2 separate regions of the Homo sapiens genome follow, and region 2 is linked to region 1. Evidence: read pairs that join two places in POLR2A ChIA-PET (ENCODE). Cell type or tissue: MCF 10A. All regions are shown on one strand.

Region 1 (2,500 bases):
TTTGTAGATCATTCTGGGTAGTATACAAATTTCTAATGCATTTCTAAACTCTAAAACAAACATTTGAATTTGAAATGTTTTTGAACTTAAAGACATAACGTGGATTTGTCAGCAAAAAAAGTAAGAATTCAAGATGGTATTTTAAAAAAAAACCTCATATCTTTTTTCTTTTCTTTAGCCTTCAGTTTATTCCACAAATTAATAAGTAGAATGAGCCCTGAAACTTCAGTGACTCCTCCCTATAAAAGCGACATCTGAATTTTGCAACCGGCGAAGCTGGGTCATTGAATTTTTATGGCCTATTTCTCCATGCCTCTGATGTAACACAAAGGAGAGCTGTGTCTCCCAGTGCTTTGTCTTGGGTGCCAGAGATGGTCTCCTGTCTCAGCATCACCCTTCTGTCTCTCCTGGGAGTACACATCTTCTGAATTAGCACTTAATGCCCAGAGCATGCCCAGGTCATCTAGAGAGTAAAATTGCAAAATCACATCAGTTCTCTGGACATCATTACTTTGAGGAGGCATGTCTGGCTACTGAGCAAATAGAAACCAGTATACAGCTCTCCAGACATTTCTCCATAACCAAGAGGCTAAGAGCCTTGCTGAAGGCCTTCATTCTCAGTTGCTCGATCCTTTCCAACAGACCAGAAATTAGCCTTTCAACTTAGGTCAATGATACACATTTGTTTGGCCAACAACGCAGGCAGTGGAGTGTGGTGCAGGCTCTTGAGAATCGATCTACACTGACAAGTGATCCTAAATTGCTGCTGCCAACATCAGTTCTACTTTTGTGGGCTCCTGGTAGAAAATATGAAAACCAGTCTTGTCCCTCTCGATAAGTATCTCTATTATTATCATCGTTATTTGGAGGAATTTTAAAAACGTGCTGTGTTTTGCAAAAGGGTGCAAGCTGCCAAATGCCCTGCATGAGATGGAGGGTTACTCATCCAGCACTGTCAGTTTTTCTCATTGACTTTGGCAGAAAGGTCCGTTTCAGCAGGGAAGAATCAGCACGTCAGCTGAGACATGTGATCTGTTCTCAGCGTCACTGCTAGTGCCAACTCGTAGGAAATTAGGCGCCTAACTTATTAATAGTGATGAATCCATTAGAGTTGACAGGCGCCTGGCTGTGCTGCCGCGGATTAACTGTGAGTGGTCAGAAGCACTGTTGGTGAACAAGTGCAGAGTCAGATAATTAGAGGACCTGCTACTTCTCTCCAGGCTGTTCCAAAATGTAGAGTTTAGGAATTGAATAGACAAAGATGCATACAGTGTCTGAGATTAATGATCTGAGCTAAAATTAGAAATATTTATGGCTTGGCACAAAACCTTAAGTTACTGTAAAAACAGAACATTAAAAAAAAACCCCTTTTACAACTTGGCATAATTGGACTCCTCCTTTTTGTTTGAAACACTTTCCCTTAATGGCATGGGGTATGCGACAGAAAATGCCAGAATTCCACCCCTGGGTTGGTCCGTCTGTTGGCGGCATGCCCACCTGCTTTGAAATCTAGTTAATTGAAATTACCACACAAATACCTGAATGATTTTGAAAAGTCATTAATGTGTTTCAAGCCATATGCGTACACTTAACAAAGATAAGGTCACCACTTTAACAGGACACAAACATGCCTTGAGATGGGGGCATGAACTGGGTCTGTGGAGACGTTTACAAGTAGGTATATGAGCAGGAGCACCGAATGCCCTCCTGTTTGATAAACACAAAGCAACTCAGAACCTGGCTGAGCGAGACACTAAGTTTTGTCTGCAGTGCAGTGTGGCATTTTGTGATTACCTTAAATAATATGACTTTCTTTATCTACAGCAAACAGGATTTTATTTATTTATTTATTTATTTATTTATTCATTCATTTTGAGATGGAGTCCTGCTCTGTCACCCAGGATGGAGTGCAGTGGCATGATCTCTGCTCACTGCAAGCTCCCCCTCCCGGGTTCAAGCCATTTTCCTGCCTCAGCCTCCCGAGTAGCTGGGACTACAGGTGCCCGCCACCGCGCCCGGCTAATTTTTGTATTTTTAGTAGACACGGGTTTCACTGTGTTAGCCAGGATGGTCTCGATCTCCTGACCTCGTGATCCATCCGCCTCGGCCTCCCAAAGTGCTGGGATTACAGGCGTGAGCCACCGCGCCCGGCCAGCAAACAGGATTTTAAAAAATAGCTTATGGCTGTGTATAATCAAGTGAATTGCAAAAATCCTTCAGAGGGATATTACCTAATCGCAGCATCTTCAACTCTAATGAACCCCCCAGTGGTCCGCTTTAAATCCTGGTATCACTCGTTCTCGGTATATTCAGAAATTTGAGATTATAGAATTTGTAGCACAGGAGAATAATTCGTCTAAAGGATACAGAACTGGAAACAAAAGTTTTACACTGCAGAATTGTGTGTAAACTTCAGCTCTAGTAGTCAAGTGTACTGTTTTAGCTCAGTTCTAGGAGACTTTGGAAACACCCAGCAAAAGGGGAAGTGAAGGATAAAATG
Region 2 (2,500 bases), 200 kb after region 1:
TATACTGCACACCCAAACCTATTTGTTGAGTATGGTAAATATTTAGTATATGGTACAGAGTGGATACTCAACAAATGGTAATCAGCATTAATAATAGTAAAAGTGCACCTTAACCTTTAATGAGGAAGTCAAATCCTCATCAATCAACCTACAATTGTTGTACAAATTACACAGTTTACCATGAGGTAGACACTTGGGGGGAAATACCTTCAGTAACTTTTAACTAAATTACCTGGAATTTGATCTACAGGATTATTTATGTTGCAAATCAAAGCCATATAGGTCTTTGCCAACATGCATGTCATACCATTCATGCCAAGAAATATAAACCTCTGATATTACTGATTAGTGCAATTAACTTACTTGGTCTTTAAAGTGAAAACACCCCACACATTTAGAAACTATAGGAGGAACACTAAAAACCTAGGGTGTATACCGAATGAGATGCCTTGACTCTCCCATAAGAATTTTCATCTGTTGGCCAGGTATGGTGTCCCACACCTGTAATCCCAGCACTATGGGATTACATAGTGCCCAAGGCGGGCAGATTGCCTGAGGTCAGGAGTTCAAAACCAGGCTGACCAATATGATGAAACACTGTCTCTACTAAAAATACAAAAATTAGCCAAGCGTGGTGGCATGCGCCTATGGTCCCAGCTACTCGGGAGGCTGAGACAGGAGAATCGCTTGAATCTGGGAGGCAGAGGTTTCAGTGAGCTGAGATCACACCATTGCACTCCAGTCTGGACAACAAGAGCAAAACTCCATCTCAAAAAAAAAAATAATAATAATAATCTGTTAAACCAAAAAATACAATGCAAAAATGTTATTGAAATGAGACTAACAAAAAAGTTTTTAATCTCCTTATTTTCTTTTCAAGCATAACTAGATGGAAAAAGATGAAGATAATTCATCTGCTCAATTGTTTTTTTCAGCTCAGTGATTCTCTGTCTTCTATGTTTACATTGTCAAAATAGAAATAGGTCCTATTAGCTCTAAGGTTTATGCACATAAGTGATTAATCCCATTTAAAGTTTGTGTTTCTCCCTTTCCTCCACGAGCCCTCAGTTTTCCATTTTTCTCTCACCATCTTCTTGCTATCTTTCCCTGTACTCTGTGAGACCTCCTTCAAAGGTCAGCCAGAATAAGAGCAGAATTTTTTTTTTTTTTTTGAGACAGAGTCTTGCTCTGTTGCCCAGGCTGGAGTGCAGTGGCACAATCTTGGCTCACTGCAACCTCTGTCTCCTGGGTTCAAGTGATTCTCCTGTCTCAGCCTCCTGAGTACCTGGGACTACAGGTGCGCGTCACTGTGCCCAGCTAATTTTTGTATTTTTAATAGAGACGGGGTTTCACCATGTTGGCCAGGCTGGTCTCGAACTCCTGACCTCATGATCTGCCTGCCTCTGACTCCCAAAGTGATGGGATTACAGGCGTGAACCACCACGCCTAGCCCAATAGCAGAATATTCTATGCAAGAAGAAGAGAGTAAGCTTCTGCTGGATCTTACAAAAAGCTTGCCCAGATCCTTTCAACTTCCCAGGAACCACCAAACCTTCCCTCAGCAGCATGTCATCACTGGAGCAGCAGGTTGATTTGCAAAACCATGTGGAGCCAACAAAATCTTCTCAAACCCAGTCCTCATCTCACTCCATTCACCAGAACACATGTCTAAAACAGCAAAGATTTCTATGTGTAAAGCGAGCCCATAAGAACTCTGGGAGAAAGCATGGAAGAGTCCTAAGTCTTTTTTGTAGAAGCAGGGCTCATCTGTGCATGGCACAAACCCCAAATGCTTTCTAAGAAAAGGTGGGTAAGTGTGAGTCTTTAAATAATGTAAACTTCTATTTGTTTAAGCAATAGACAAATGAGAAACATATTTGTGGCCTATCTGACAAATAAAGGTAATGATAAAGCTTTTAAAGTCAATTTTTAAAACTAAAAAAAAAAAATACAATAAAAATAAACAGTAGTCAAGGCCAGATTCCAGAAAATAATGCAAATAGTCCATAAAATGCAAAAAAATGTTGTCTTCCTTACTTGAAACATGAATTACAGCAATAATCATTTGCCATTTATTGCCTATTGGCAAAGATTTAAGAGTTTCATAGCACATGGAGTTGGTGAGGTTTTGAGGAAATAGGCAGTTCATATAATGTTGATAGGGTTGTAAATTGATATAACTTTTTCACAGGGCAATTTGGCAATATCTATTAAAATGTAAAATTTACATACCCTTTGACCCAGCAATTTCATTGCTAAGAATTCAGCCTAAGGGTTTGTTCTCTCATCTGTGCAAAGAGTGCAAGGGTACCAGGACACGTCTTGCTGTATTGTTTGTAATCTCCCCAAATGGGGGGAGAAAACTTGCTAATATCAATTTAAGAAACTGGTTAAATTCATTATGATACAAACCACACAATGGACTATTAAGCATGGGTGGATTCTTATGCTCTTGTGGAAAGGTTCTGAGATACACTGTTGAGTGAGGAGAAGTGTGCTG

The links. ChIA-PET counts read pairs that join two places held together with the same protein. Peaks named below come from ENCODE experiments on the same cell type or tissue, not always from the same donor. Only the 100,000 strongest peaks of a DNase experiment are listed, where the experiment ranks them.
Region 2: POLR2A ChIA-PET joins it to region 1 with 5 read pairs; 2 of 35 experiments call an interaction of 5 or more read pairs at or near these places.

The regions. Positions count from the first base shown.
Region 1 is chr6:1,135,562-1,138,061 of GRCh38, forward strand. No RefSeq gene overlaps it. Among named protein-coding and RNA genes, the nearest start is that of LINC01622, 35 kb to the left of the region's middle. In MCF 10A, no CTCF peak of the experiment used is centred here; a DNase peak (open chromatin) is centred at 1,000.
Region 2 is chr6:1,331,688-1,334,187 of GRCh38, forward strand. All of the region lies in intron 1 of FOXF2-DT (FOXF2 divergent transcript), which reads right to left. Among named protein-coding and RNA genes, the nearest start is that of FOXQ1, 21 kb to the left of the region's middle. In MCF 10A, no CTCF peak of the experiment used is centred here; no DNase peak of the experiment used is centred here.